2 separate regions of the Homo sapiens genome follow, and region 1 is linked to region 2. A link is a loop called in an ENCODE intact Hi-C map of the cell type or tissue named here. Cell type or tissue: endothelial cell of umbilical vein. All regions are shown on one strand.

Evidence for each region. Hi-C counts contacts between places; a loop is a spot of excess contacts. Peaks named below come from ENCODE experiments on the same cell type or tissue, not always from the same donor. Only the 100,000 strongest peaks of a DNase experiment are listed, where the experiment ranks them.
Region 1: it touches region 2 in a loop (4-fold over the local background); 4 of 110 quality-filtered maps call a loop at or near these places.

Annotation. Positions count from the first base shown.
Region 1 is chr4:88,173,499-88,181,498 of GRCh38, forward strand. It overlaps a transcript of ABCG2 not described here. Among named protein-coding and RNA genes, the nearest start is that of ABCG2, 19 kb to the left of the region's middle. RefSeq lists enhancers at 3,259-3,946, 4,634-5,320, 4,751-4,810, 4,821-4,910. In endothelial cell of umbilical vein, no CTCF peak of the experiment used is centred here; a DNase peak (open chromatin) is centred at 4,963.
Region 2 is chr4:88,103,078-88,111,077 of GRCh38, forward strand. ABCG2 (ATP binding cassette subfamily G member 2 (JR blood group)) reads right to left here. Exons shown (of 16, transcript NM_004827.3): 10 at 4,107-4,189. Among named protein-coding and RNA genes, the nearest start is that of ABCG2, 52 kb to the right of the region's middle. In endothelial cell of umbilical vein, no CTCF peak of the experiment used is centred here; DNase peaks (open chromatin) are centred at 2,024, 3,404, 4,494 and 6,444; H3K27ac peaks cover 3,503 bases.

The sequences.
Region 1 (8,000 bases), 70 kb after region 2:
ATTAGGAAGCTCCGAATGCCTAATTTTATTCGTAACTATTTTCAGATCTCTATAAAAGATATGGATTCTATTTTTCAAGCAAACCCCAACACTATTATCACATCTAAACAATGGACAATTTATTTTTACATTTATTTTATTTTAGTGGAAGTGCCAGGGATTGAAATTTTCTCAATAGCATGAAATATCCAGTCATTGTTCAAATATCTCTAATTTTTGGCCAGGCATGGTGGCTCATACCTGTAATCCCAACACTTTGGGAGGCTGAGATGGGAAGATCACTTGAGCCCAGGAGTTTGAGAACAGCCCGGGAAATGTAGCGAGACCCTGTCGCTACAAGAAAAAAGAAAACAAATATCACTGATTGTCTCATAATTTTTAATGTTTAAATTTTCAAATCAAAATCCAAATAATGTCCGTATTACTTTTGGCCGATGTGTCTCAGACTTGTTTAGTTAAAGGATCCCACTCACACTCTCTTATTTCCCCCTTACAGTTTGTTATGGACAGCAGTGTGTCCTTGAGAAATTCATGTTGAAGTGCTATCTTCAATACCTCAGAATGTGACTGTATTTGTAGACAGGGTTTTTGAAGAAGTGATTACATTAAATGAGGTCTTTAGGGTGGGCCTTAATCCAACCTGACTGGTGTTTTTTTTTTTTCTTTTTATTTTACTTTAAGTTCTGGGGTATCTGTGCAGAATGTGCAGGTTTGTTACATAGGTATACACATGCCATGGTGGTTTGCGGTTCCTATCAACCTGTCATCTAGGTTTTAAGCCCCGCATGCATTAGGTATTTGTCCTAATGCTTTCCCTCTCCTTGCTCCCTACTCCCCAACAGGCCCTGGTGTGTGATGTTCCCTCCCTGTGTCCATGTGTTCTCACTGTTCAACTCTCACCTATGAGTGAAAACATGCAGTGTTTGGTTTTCTGTTCCTGTGTTACTTTGCTGAGAATGACGGCTTCCAGCTTCATCCATGTCCCTCCAAAGGACATGAACTCATTCTTTTTTATGGCCACATAGTATTACAGACATGCGCCACCACGCCCAGGTAATTTTGTAATTTTAGTAGAGACAGACAGGGTTTCTCCATGTTGGTCAGGCTGGTCTGGAACTCCTGACCTCAGGTGATCCACCCGCCTCAGCCTCCCAAAGTGCTGGGATTACAGGCGTGAGCCACCATGCCCAGCTGATGATAGTTTCTTTTGCTGTGCAGAAGCTCTTTAGTTTACTTAGATCCCATTTGTCAATTTTGGCTTTTGTTGCAATTGCTTTTGGTGTTTTTGTCATGAAGTCTTTGCTCATGCCTGTGTCCTGAATGGTATTGCCTAGGTTTTCTCCTAGGGTTTTTATGGTTTTGGGTTTTACATTTAAGTCTTTAATCTATCTTGAGTTAATTTTTGTATAAGGTGTAAGGAAGGAGTCCAGTTTCAGTTTTCTGCATATGGCTAGCCAGTTTTCCCAGCACCATTTATTAAATAGGGAATCCCTCCCCATTGCTTGTTTTTGTCAGGTTTGTGGTGTTCTTATATGAAGAGGAAATTCGGAAACACAAAGAGACACAGTGAGAAAATAAATTTCTGTTGTTTAAATCAAGTATTATACTTTATTATGGCAGCCCAGCAAACTACTACACAATTGATTTACTTAAGAAACAGATTGTTATGTTCTACATGATTGCGTCTTAATAGTTTCGTTAACCACATCCTTTTGCCTTCCATTGTTTAATGCAAAATTATAAATCTAAAAACTTGAGTAGATTCAAGTCCAATCATTTGACAAGAGTACATCCTAGGTGTTGTATACTTCCGTTAGGAAGCTCCAAATACCTGATTTTCTCTCTTCTTTTGATGATTATTACTAGACCCATTAAGTATTTCATTAGGGGTTACAAATGTGTAGTAGGCTAAATTTATAATTCCTTCTTAATTTATTAGCTGGAAATTTTATTTAAAGAGAACACTTCATTAAGAATTTGTTCACCTCAAGGTCCAGTATGTTCAAAACAGGCAGAGTAACTGCTAGATTCTTTTCCTTTGTTTTCAAAATAACAAGTGTGATTCTATATCACAATCCAAAGGTGACTGGCCAATGAATTGTTAATCTTCATAGACTCATGGATTTAAACACATAATGTATTTACTACATTGCAGTTACTCTTATTGATTCCCAAAATATCTTGGCCAGTGAAAGGCCCTTCAAATTGCCTTCAAGTTAGTAGTCTCCGCGTGCATTCTTGCTTTCTAGCATAACAACATGTTCCAGGCTCATTTTTCATTTCCTGCCTCAGATCTGAAACCAACCATTTATCTAAGAAGCTCTGATGCCTTTGAGTGAGAAATAGCATTTAGGAAGCATAATTTGTATTCTTCTATTTTATTTCTGAAACAAAAATATCTGAAGCAAGCACGGCATTAGGTTATGAATGGATAATGGTTGTGGGGATACTACAGACATTTGCTATGTTATTCATCCTTTGTGTATGCCATGTTTCCAATCCTCCATATATAACAACCCTTGTGAAAAATTCCTCACAGAGTTCTCTACAGAAAAATGTTGTTTCTCCTGATGTATTGATAGTAATGATTAGAAAATTAGTCTGTAAATGCTCTGTCTACAGATCTAATTTTTGTGTTTAATTATTATGATTATTCTTGTTTTTTTTTTCTTTTTTTGTGGAGACAGGGTCTTGCCATGTTGCCCAGGCTTGTCTTGAACTCCTGGAATCAAGCAATCTACCTGCCTTGGCCTCACAAAATGCTGGGATTACAGGTGTGAGCCACTGTACCCAGCCTGATATGATTATTGATTATTCTTAACCCTGCATTTACTGATATCATTTCCTCCTCTCCTGTTCTCTTTATAATTAATCTTTTTATTTATCTCATGTCATCTTTTATCAACTCCTTTAATGAAAGCTATTAACTAACTTTCAATAGGCAGATAATAAATACAGTAATGAAACCAAAGAGAATGCTTTTTTTTTTTTTTTTTTTTTGTGACAGGGTCTCACTGTTTCACTCAGGTTGGAGTGTGATGGCCCAGTTACAGCACACTACAGCCCCAACCTCCTGGACTCAGGTGATCCTCTCACCTCAGCCTCTCACATAGCTGGGACCATAGGCACATGCCAGCACACCTGGCTAATTTTTTTTTTTTTTTTTTTTTTTTTTTGTAAATACAGGGTCTCAATATGTTCCCCAGACTGGTCTTGAGCTCCTGGACTCAAGCAGTCCTCTCGCCTTGGCCTCCTACTTCTGGGATTATAGGTATAAGCCACTGTACCCACCCTCTACAAATTTTAAAGTAAATCTAATTTTAAATGTCACATCTTCCCTAATAATGAAATATGCTTATTCTATACTTAATTTCCTGAAGTGATAGTATTTCTCTATGAGCCATATATGGTGTCAAGTTATAGCAAGTATTCTCCACCATTAAAGAAGTCAGGTTAGATAATGTCCACGAACATTAGTTGAAAAATACTACTTAACATCAAAACCCAGCTAATCAAAAGAGATAAAAAGAGCTATGGAAAAGAGAAGCAAAAAGACTGGTAACACATTAAATACATTTATATAAAAATGAATGGCCGGGCGCAGTGGCTCACGCCTGTAATCCCAGCACTTTGGGAGGCCGAGGTGGGCGGATCGCAAGGTCAGGAGATCGAGACCATTCTGGCTAATACGGTGAAACCCTGTCTCTACTAAAAATACAAAAAAAAATTAGCCAGCATGGTGGCAGGCGCCTGTGGTCCCAGCTACTCGGGAGGGTGAGGCAGGAGAATGGCGGGAACCCAGGAGGCGGAGCTTACAGTGAGCCGAGATTGGCCACGGCACTCCAGCCTGGGCGACAGAGCGAGACTCCGTCTCAAAATAAAAAAAAATTAAAAAAAAAAGAAGAATATTACCCTTGTGGAAATTATGATTATATTGTAGAACATAATTGAAATATTATAAACATAAATATTTTTATGTAATAAAAACTAAGCGGGAGAGACAGGAGGTGGAACAAGATCACTGAATTGGAGCCTCCATCAATTGTCCTCCCCACGGGAACACCAAATTGAACCACTATCTACCCCAAAAAGCACCTTCACAAGCACCAAAAATCAGATGAACGATCATAGTATGGGTTTTAACTTCATATCATTGAAAGCAACACTGAAGAAGGTAGGAAAGACAGTCTTGAATTGCGGACACCACCCCTCCCCAATCTCTCTCGGCAGTGGCCACATACCATGGAGAGAGAAATCTGTGTGTTGGGGGAGGGAGAGCACAGCGATTATGGGACTTCGCATTGGAACTCAGTGCTGCCCTGTCTCAGTGGAAAGAACACAGGGCAGAATCAATGCTGATGAAGACAGCATTTAGACCAGAGGTAACCAGAGGGAATTTGCCTATCCCAGTGGTCAGGACCAGAGTTCCAGCAAGCCTTATCACCGTGAACTAAAGTGCTCTGGGGTTCTAAATAAACTGGAAAGGCAGAATAGGCCACGAAAACAGCAATTCCTGGAAAAGTTTTGGTGCTATGCTGGGCTCAAAACCAGTGGACTTGAAGGGCAACATGACCTAGTGAGACACCAGCTGGGGCAGCTAAGGGAGTGCTTGCACCAACCCTTACCCAAGCTCAGGCAGTGCAGCTCACAGCTCTGGGAGAAACTCCTCCCTTCCACTTGAGCAGGGGCAAGGGAAGAGTAAAGATGACTTTGTCTTGCAACTTCAATACCAGCTCAACCACAGTAGAATAGGGAACCAGTCAGAGTTGTGAGGCCCTAGCTCTTGGATAGCATTTCTAGAAACACCCTGAGCCAGAAGGGAAATTGCTGCCTTGAAGGGAAAAACACAGTCCTGGCAGGATTTATCACCTGCTGACCAAAGAGCCCTTGGGCCCTCAACAATCAGTAGCGGTACCCAGGCAGTACTTGTTGTAGGCACGGGGTGAGACTCAGAGACTTGCTGGCTTAAGCTGTGACTCAGCACATTCCTAGCTGTGGTGGCTATGGGGAGGGGCTACTTCTGCTTAAGAAAAGGAGTACTCTCAAGTGTAATGAAGACTTTGTCTTGCAGCGTAGGTACCAGCTCAGCACAGTGAGGTAGAGCACCAAATGGGCTCTTGGGGTCCCTGATTCCAGGCCTTGGTTCTTAAACAATATTTCGGGACCTGCCCTAAGCCAGAGGGGAGCCCACTGCCTGAAGGGAGAGTCCCAAACCTAGCAGCATTCAATACAAGCTGACTGAAGAACCCTGGGGCAGGCAGTACTTGCCACAGGCCTGAGACAGTACTGGGCAGTAGGGAGAGACTCCTCTGCTTGTGGAAATGAGAGGGAAGTGCAAAGGACTTTGTCTTATTGCTTGGGCTCCAGCACAGCCTCAGTGGAATACAGAACCTGGTAGATTCCTGAGGTTTCCAACTGCAGTCCCTGGCTCCCAGATGACATCTGTGGACCTGCCCAGGACAGGGAGAACTTGCTGCCCTGAAGGGAAGGACACAACCTGGCTGACTTCACCACCTGCTGATTGTTGAACCCTAACACCTTGAGTCAACATAGGTGGTAGACAGGCAGTGGTTACCATGGGCCTTAGGCAACACCCAGTGCTATGCTGGCTTTAGGTCTGACCTAGTGCAGTCCCTGTGTTGGTGGCCACAGGGGTGCTTGTGTTACCCCTCTCCTAGCTCCAGGCGGCTGAGCACAGAGAGAGGGAGAGACTCCATTTGTTTGGGAGAAAGTAAAGGAAGAGAACAAGAGTCTCTGCCTGGTAATTCAGAGAATTCTTCCGCATCTTATCCAAGACCACCAGATTTTACCTCTGTGAGTCTGCAAGAGCCACAGCGCGACAGGGCTTGGGGTGCCTCCTAATGAAGATGTGACTACAGTGACAAAAAACTTAGATTACAACACCCAACTCCCACCGTACACCTGGAAAGCCTTCCCAAGAAGGACAGGTACAAACAGGCCCAGACTACAATAAATACTTATCTTCAATGCTCAGATGCTGATGAACATCCTCAAGCATCAAAACCATCCAGGAAAACATGACCTCACTAAATGAACTAAATAAGTCACCAAGGACAAATCATGGAGAGACAGAGAGATATGACCTTTCTTTCAAACAGAAAATTCAAAATAGCTGTTTTCAGGAAATTCAATGAAATTCAAGATAACACAAAGAAGGAATTTACAATCCTATTTATGGGAATCAGAGTCCTAAAAATGTAACAAAACAATTGAAATAACTAAAAGGAATCAAACAGAAATTATAGAGTTGAAAAATGCAATTGACATACTGAATAATGCATCAGAGGATTTTAATAGCAGAATTGATCAAGCAGGGAAATAACGAGTGAGCTTGAAGACAGGCTATTTGAAAATACACAGGCAGAGAACACATGCACACATCAAGAATAAAAAAAGAATGAAGCATGCCAACAAAATCTAGAACATAGCCTGAAAGGGACAAAGCTAAGAGTTATTGGCCTTAAAGAGGAGGTAGAGAGAGGGGGGTAGAAATTTATTCAAAGGACAATAACAAAGAACTTTCCAAAACTAGAGAAAAATATCAATATTCAAGTAAAAGGGGGTTACAGAACACCAAGCAGATTTAACCCAAATAAGATTACCTCAAGATATTTAATAATCAAACTTCCAAAGATAAAGGATCCTAAAAGCAGCAAGAGAAAGGAAATAAGTAACATATAATGGAGCTCTAATATTCCTGGCAGCAGACTTTTCAGTGGAAATCTACAGGCCAGGAGAGAGTGACATGACATATTTAAAGTGCTAAAGGAAAAAAACTTGGATCCTAGGATGGTATGTCTGGAGAAAATACCCTTCAAATATGGAAAAATAAAGACTTCCCCAGATAAACAAAAACTGAGGAATTTTATCAACACCAGGCCTATCTTACAAGAAATGATAAAGGGAGTACTGCAATCTGAAAGAAAAAAACGTTGGCCAGGTACAGTGGCTCATGCCTATAATCCCAGCACATGGGAGGCCAAGGCAGGAGAATTGTGTGAGCCCAGGAGTTCAAGACCAGCCTGGAAAATATAATGAGACCTTGCCTCTACAAAAAAAAATTTTAAATTTTTAAATTTTTTTATGGAAATGGTGGTGTGCACCTGTAGTAGCAGCTAGCTACTCAGGAGGCTGAGGTGGGGGGGCTCACTTTAGCCCAGAAAGTATAGGTTGCAGTGAGCTGAGATCATGCCACTGCACCCTAACCTAGCTAACAGAGTGAGACCCTGTCTCAAAATAAAAGGTATAATAAATAAGGAAAAAGAAGAAAAGAATGTTAATGAGCAATAAGGAATCACCTGAAGGTACAAAACTTACTGGTAATAATAAGTACACAGAAAACCACGGAATATTATAACACCGTAATTCCAAAGTGTAAACTACTCATATTTTGAGTAGAATGACTAAAAGATAAACCAATGAAAATAACTACAACAACTTTTCAAGACATAAAAAGTGCAATAAGATATAAATAGAAAAAAACAAAAAGCTAAAAAGTGAGGGGATAAAGTTAAGTGTAGCATTTTTATTAGTTTTCTCTTTGCTTGTTAGTTTGTTTATGCAATCAGTGTTAGGTTGTCATCAGTTTAAAAGAATGGGCTAGCCGGTGCGGTGGCTCACGCCTGTAATCCCAGCACTTTGGGAGGCTGAGGTGGACGGATCATGAAGTCAGGAGTTCAAGACCAGCCTGGCCAACATGGTGAAACCCCATCTCTACTAAAAATACAAAAACTAGACGAGCATGGTGGTGCGTGCCTGTAATCCTAGCTACTTGGGAGGCTGAGGCAGGAGAATTGCTTGAACCCAGGAGGCAGAGGTTGCAGTGAGCCAAGACCGTGCCACTGCACTCCAGCCTGGTGACAGAGCAAGACTCCATCTCAAAAAAAAAAAAAAAAAAAAAAAAAGAATGGGCTGTAAGATATTATTTGAAGCCAGGCATGGTGACTCATGTATGTAATTCCAGCACTTTGGGAGGCTGA
Region 2 (8,000 bases):
CAGAGCAGTTTTAAAAGTATGTACATATAATTAAAATGAGTGAAAAATAGCCAGGCCTGGTAGACATGCAGTTATCTCACTTTCTGTACACAAATAAACCTAATATCAAGTAAAAAGCTAATTTCAGAACATGGAACATAGCAAAGATTCAATTCAATTTGTTGTCTTAAATCTATCAGTACAGTAATGTCCATAATGATTCTGAAAAAGTAGACAATGGAAACGTTCCTTCTAAATACTAAGATGATTTATTTTAAACACAGTTTTTTCTTATTAAGGAAGTTAATTCATTCTAATTCTTTCAAGGTGGTAATCCACATCTGTTATATCTACTTATTGGTCTGAATATTTTTTATTTTGATTTTTTAAATTATAAATTGGCATATTATGGTTGTATATATTTGTGGGGTACCAAGTTATATAATTCATGAATCATAAGTGTGAAATAATTAAATCAAGCTAATTAACACATCCATCGTCTCAAACATTTATTTTTTGTGGTAAAAGTATCTTAAATTTTAGCAATTCTGAAATTTACATTATTATTTACTGTGTTCACCACATTGTGCAATGTATCTCCAAAGAAAAATCCTTATTCCTCCTGTGTAACTGAGGTTTTGTACCCTTTGACCATCATCTCTCCATTCCCCACACACCTCTAGCCTCTGGCAACCACCATTCTACTGTCTCTTTCAGTTCCATTGTTTCAGATTCCACATTAAGTGAGATTATGTGACATTTCTGTGCTTAGCTTTCTGCGTTTGGCTTATTTCACTTGGCATAATATTCTCCAATTACATCCATGTTGTTGCAAATGACAAAATTTCTTTTGTTTTTCCACTGTGTATATATACCACATTTTCTTTATCAAATCAGACCCTTCGGGTGATTCCGTATCTTGGCTATTGTGAACAATGCTGCAATAAATATGAGGGTGCAGAAATTTCTTCAATAAACTGATTTCACATCTTTGGGGTAAATATCTAGAAGTGAGATGACTGGATCTGAATACTGTTTTTAAAGTATACCTTTTCCCTTAATACACACTAATTTGTTTAGCTATCACCACAACTCTGTAAAGCAGTTATTCCAGAGGTAGCTATTAATTCAAAGATGCTTATACTCTACATATGATTAAAACCCAGTTTCTCAGTTACACGGGTTAGAGAAAGAGCAGAGAGTGCTTTCCTCTCTCAGAGAATTCATCCCCAAAGAAGAGAACTAAACCACTGGCCTCGAGCAGTTTTAAATTATGAAGTACTAATATTCACCCCTGAACAAAACTTTGAGAACCTGTTTCCAGAGATGATGCTGAAACATTTTTTCCTCATCAATAAATCACTAATCATCCCAGGAGGGATTAAATCATATACACAGGCCACTTTAACATAGTCCAAATGCTTATTTAAAAAATGATACTGGGGTCAACGAGAAGCAGTGGGAGGAAGAACATCAGGAAAAATAGCTAATGCATACTGGGCTTAACACCAAAGTGATGGATTGATAGGTGTAGCAAACCACCATGGCACACGTTTAACTATGTAGCAAACCTGCACATCCTGCACATGTACCCTAGAGCTTTGGGGGAAAAAAAAAAGATAGCAAGCTTAAGTCACAAATACAAATTATGAGCCCAGGAGTTCAAAGCTGCAGTGAGCTATGACTGCACTACTGCACACCAGCCTGGGCAATATTGTGAGATTCTGTTTCAAAAACAAACAAATTAAAATAAGATTAATGCCCTATTTCTCCAGAAAACATCTGAAGAAACACCTAAAGTTCTTCTTTATTTCTCTGGATTTTTCTACCAAGAGCTTTAATGGCCAGATTTCCAGTCCTCTTCAAAGTTCCAGTTGAGGACCAGGTTACTCCATGTCCTCTCCAAATGCTTCCTGCTGCACAATATAAAAGGCCCACTGCCTTTAGATCCTGTGATATATTCTGTGCTGGGTTAAGACATGGCATCTACACAGCACACAAACCATCAATTACTAGCAAGTCTGGAAATAATCCAGATACCTCAGCCCTCAGGGAAAGTAAAAACAACAATGACATCACTCTGGTAAACTGCTGTTTAATAACACTCTCATCGTAGAGTAACACTATCTGATTCCATACAAAAGAATTTATTTTACTTGAGTGAGGAACCAACTTTTATGCTTATTCTTTAAAAAATAATCAGCCTTTCCAGACATCAAAATAGGCTGCACATAAGCGTCTTCAACTTTCCTCAATAGTAAAATGGGGATACTACCATCTACCCCCTCTAAATCACTGGGTGGTAACCTGAGACTATGGACAGCAAGCACTACGGAGCACAGTATCTGCCACAAGTGTTCTCCATACATGAAATAACCAGAACTCTGAGGGCTGTGAAATTCCTGAGTGCTTATGTTCAGAACACAATACAGTCGATAAAAAGTCCCCTCATAAAATGAGGTTTTTAAGGGTCCACTGTGACTGAAACTAGGTAAGGATCACAACACTAACAAAAGTGCTAACCATATAACAGGAAAAGCTGAGTCCCACCCCCATCACACCCCTAAGTCAAACATATATATTTAAAAAGTGACAGAAATTAGCTCACAGGCAACAAAAGAAGAAATTGATCAATTGGACTACATCAAAGTTAAAAATGTTTATGCATCAAAGGACACTATCAATACTGAAAAGACAACCCACAGAGTGGGGAAAAATATTTGCAAATTATGTATCTGATAAGGGATTAATATCTCCTCAAAAATATAAAGCACTCCTACAACTCAACAACAAAAAAACAAACAATTCAATTTTAAAATGGGCAAAGGACTTGAATAGACATTTCTCCAAAGATCCAATGGATCTCTACTATTTAAAAGGGAGAAAAAGAAAAGTGTTGGTAAGGATATGGAGAAACTGGAACCCTTGTGCACTGCTGGTAAGAATGTAAAATGGTACGGCCACTGTGGAAGACGGTATAGTAGTTCCTCAAAAAAATTAACAGAATTACTATATGACCCAGAAATTCTAATTCTGGGTATATATCCGAAGAATTGAAAGCAGGAACTAAAATAGGGTTTTTTTTGTTTGTTTTTTTAAGAGACAGGGTCGAACTCTGTCACCCAGGCTGGACTGCAGTAGTGCAATCATAGCTCACTGCAACCTAGAACTCCTGGGCTCAAGCAATCCTCCCACCTCAGCCTCCCGAGTAGCTGGGACTACAGACACATGCCACCACACCTGGCTGAAAGAGATATTTGTACACCTAGGGAGCACTGTTTACAACAGCCAAAAGGTGAAAGCAACCCAAGTTTCCATCTATAGATGAATGGAAAAACGAAATGTGGTATGTACATACAATGGAATATTATTCAACCTTACAACGGAAAGAAATCTGACACATGCTACATGAATGAGCCATAAAGACAACATGCTAAAGGAAATGAGTCAGTTACCAAAGAATATCTACTGTATGATTCCACTTATATGAGGGTCTTAGAGTAGTCAAGTTCAGAGACAGAAAGTAGAATGATTGCTGCCAGGGGTTAGGAGAGGCAGATATGAGATGGGAAGTTATTGCTTAATGGGTACAGATATTCCACTTGAGAAGACAAAAAGAATTCTAGAGTTGGATGGTGGTGATAGTTGCATAACAATGTAAATGTACTTAATGCCACTGAACTGTACATTTAAAAATAATTGGGCCAGGTGGAGTGGCTCACGCCTGTAATCCCAGCACTTTGGGAGGCCAAGGTGGGTGGACCCACCTGAGGTCAGGAGTTCGAAGCCAGTCTAGCCAACATGGTGCGACCCCGTCTCTACTAAAAATACAAAAATTAGCTGGGCGTGGTGGTGGATGTCTGTAGTCGAGGCTACTTGGGAAGCTGAGGCAGGAGAATTGCTTGAACCCGGGAGGCGGAGATTGCAGTGAGCTGAGATCGCGTCACTGCACTCCAGCCTGGGCAACAGAGCATGACTCTGTCTCAAAAATAAACTGACTCATCCTACCCTCAATAAAAGAATGACATTTACACTATACTTGTCTTAAATTCAAATTCTTAATGGATTTCAATAAGCTTGAAGAAAGTAACAGCATTTTCTGAAAATCAAGATCCAAATTTACTTACCTGTTCTGGATTCCAGTAGAATCATTTTTTAGCCCAAAGTAAATGGCACCTATAACCAGTCCCAGTACGACTGTGACAATGATCTTTTCAAAAAGAAAAATGCAAAAAAAGGGGAAGAGTTTCAATTAGAGATAAAAACTTATACACACCATTTATTAGTATAATATATGGTTACATAATCAGATCTCTCCATTAAGATAAACACTCAATGGCTTGGCCAACGTCCCTGGGAGAAAATAAAACAGCATACATTATTTAGACTGCTTCCTAAGTTAAAAATTAAGTTATCTGTGCTTTGGGGAGAGTGGTAGGACACAAAGCACACTGCTGGAAAAGCTGGACTTCCTCCCATTGCACCACCCAGCAGTCAGTTCAGGGTCTGCTTCAGGTTACTGAGCTTGTGAATACCACACAGGATAGCAGAGCAATGCAAGTATGTAGCAAAGCAAAGTCCAAGTGCCTAAGAGTTTTGACCCTGAACTGAACTCTCAACCTTTGTGCCAATGAACATGAGTCATTTTATATTTCAAGAGGTTAAAGTGAAAACAGGATATCTTTATTCTTAACATTAAAAATAAATAAAAATTTTAAAGCACACATTAAAAAAATTCTAACAATGGAATTTTGCACAGTGAGGAAATAGGGGTGAGATGGAGCCTGCCTATCCAACCTCTAGGGAGTCCATGCCTGCACTGGAAAAGTGCATTGTCACTGTCACCAAAGCATTTGGCCGGCTTTCTCTGTGCACACACTGCATGCTTCCACTACCCATCTCCTGTCACTGCTTCCTCATCGCTTCAGCCAGTGAGGCCTATAGCCAATGCTGCAGACCTAAGCTGCCAATTCTTTGCTGTTCTCACCTATCTTCACCACTCAATTGATTTCTATAGCTCCTAAGGAGACTGGACAAACACCAATCTTGTTTCTAGGATAAAGGGTCTCTTAAGGACACTTCAATAAGCAAAGGGTTAATTTAAGGGTTACGTTATGATATAATTTATCTGAGAAAATCCTATTTATATTTACTCGTGAGTTAAATATTAAAAAACAAGAAATGGGCTGGGCGTGGTGGCTCATGCCTGTAATATCAGCAATTTGGGAGGCCGAGGGGGCAGATTGCCTGAACTCAGGAGTTTGAGACCAGCCTGGGCAACATGGTGAGACTCCGTCTCTACTAAAAAAAAACACACACAAAAAAATTAGCCAGGCATGGTGGTGTACGCCTGTAGTCCCAGCTACTCGGGAGGCTGAGGCACAAGAATCACTTGAACCCTAGAGGTGGAGGTTGCAGCGAGCCAAGATCATACCACTGCACTCCAGCCTGGGCGACAGAGCGATACTGTCTCAAAAAATAAATTGATAAATAAATAAGAATAAAAAAATAAGAAATGGTAATCTAAAGAAGACAAAATATCCTACCATATCTTGGAATCTTCAAAGTTAAAAAAACAAAATCTCAATACTGCAACAGTCTAATGGTATCAAGATTTAAAGTAACTGATCAAGGACACTTTTGGCATGAAGCAAACCGAACTGCAAAAACAGTACCATCATCTGTGATAACTAGTTTGTGAAGAACCTAGTCTGGAAAGAACATTATTCCAATGTTTCTACTTATGAGCTGTCTTTTAAAATTCACTTAGAAATTTTGGGGGGAAATCCATTATGCTGGCATATTTTCATTACCCTCAGAATATACTTCAACAGACCAAGCTTCCAAAATAAATGCAGATGACTGTATCAACAGGCATGCATGAATGTGCATACAAGAGTCTACGTTTTCACACAGTAAAACTTTTAAGAATATTCAATTCAGGATTTTTTTTTTTTTTTTTGAGACAGTCTCGCACTGTTGCCCTGGCTGGAGTGCAATGGCGCGATCTCGGCTCACTGTAACCTCCAGCTCCCAGGTTCAAGCAACTCTCCTGCCTCAGCCTCCCAAGCAACTGGGATTACATGCGCCCACCACCAAGCCCAGCTAATTTTTTGTACTTTTAGTAGACACAGGGTTTCACTATGTTGGCCAGGCTGGTCTCGAACTCCTGACCTCATGATCTGCCCGCCTTGGCCTCCCAAAGCACTGGGATTACATGCATGAGCCACCATGCCCGGCCCAGACTTTTCAAACTAAACATTCCAAATGCTTTGTCAAGTTTTCATTCAAACTTGTTATCTTATACTAACACTGAGTATTATGATTAAGATGTTTCCTAAAAGTTTCAAAGTTCTAAAAATGTTTTCAAAGTCAGCTTTCAAACATATTGACAAAATAATCAATCCCGTAACCTTGGCATGCTTTTATAAGGTGTGTCTGTGTTATTCTTTCTGGCATTAAAGAAAGGAAAACAAACAGGCAAACTAAACAGTGCACAATGGAGTGCACAGACCCCATCTGCTTCCAAGTTGAGCTGTTCAGAAAACCCTTGGCACCTTAAATGAACATGCAATCTTCTCATACAGATAATCCATTCATTCTAAGATTTTCCAAATACAACCTTTGGAAGATGCATTATCAGAGGCCAAGTTTGAATCATGTAAAGAAATAACTAGTTCAAGCCAAAGTGCAGCTGTAAAGCAACAGATTCAAGATTTATCAGTAGAGAGTCATAAAACATTTTAACAACTCAATTTTCAAGAACTCAGAATTAAAACAACATACAAAATCATAAACCCTGAATCAGGAATCATTAAGCTATAGCCCACAGGTCAAATAGGGCCAGCCACCTATCTTTGTTCACCTATGAGCTAAGAATGGTTTTTTACTTTATTTTTTATTATTTTTTAGAGACAAAGTCTCACTCTGTCACTCAGGCTGGAGTGCAGTGGTGTAATCATAGTTCACTGCAGCCTCAAACTTCTGGTCTCAAGCAATCCTCCCACCTCAGCCTTTTGAGTAGTTAGGACTACAGACATGCACCACCACACTTAGCTCATTTTATTTATCATTGAATAAAAAGTCAAGAATAATAATATTTCTCACAATATAAAATTTATATAAAATTCAAATTTCAGTGCCAATGTATAATGTTTCATTGGAATAAAATGAAAGTTACCTTTTTTTTTAAGATAGGGTCTTGGCCAGGCACAGTGGCTCACATCTGTAATCCCAGCACTGTGGGGGACTGAAGCGGGTGGACCCACCTGAGGTCAGGAGTTCGAAGCCAGCCTGGCCAACATGGTGCGACCCTGTCTATACTAAAAATACAAAAATTAGCTGGGCATGGTGGCGGGCACCCGTAGTCCCAGCTACTCGGGAGGCTGAGGCAGGAGAATTGCTTGAACCCGGGAGGCGGAGGTTACAGTGAGCCGACACAGCACCACTGCACTCCAGCCTGGGCGACAGAGCATGACTCTGTCTCAGAAAAAAAAAGGGGGTCTTGCTTTATTGCCCAAGCTGTTCTCACACTCTTGGCCTCAAGCATCCTTCTGCCTTGGTCTCCCAAAGTGCTGGGGTTATAGGCAGGAACCACTGCATCTAGCCAGCCTTTCGTTTATTATTGGAATACTGCCATGTTCATTTATTCATGTTATGAGCTTGGCTGCTTTCACACTAAAACGGTAGAGCTGACTACCTGAGACAAACACCACCTGATCTGCAAAGCCTAAAATATTTACTACCTGATCCTTTACAAAAAAAAAAAATATATATTGCCTACTCCTGCCCTAAGCTAATATTCCAGTTTTTCACAAATCGAAACAAAACTTGTCCTGCTAAGCAGATGCTCAGGGAGATACAAGGTCCTATTCTTAATCTAAGAGACTGCCACTGCTCTGAACATGGCTGGAATTCCTTTTGTGAAAGTGAGTTCACTGATGAGGCAGGGAAGCTAAACCTAGAGGCACTAGGCCAGGTGTTAGCATTGGAAGGAAGCCCAGTATCAAAACATGCAGAAT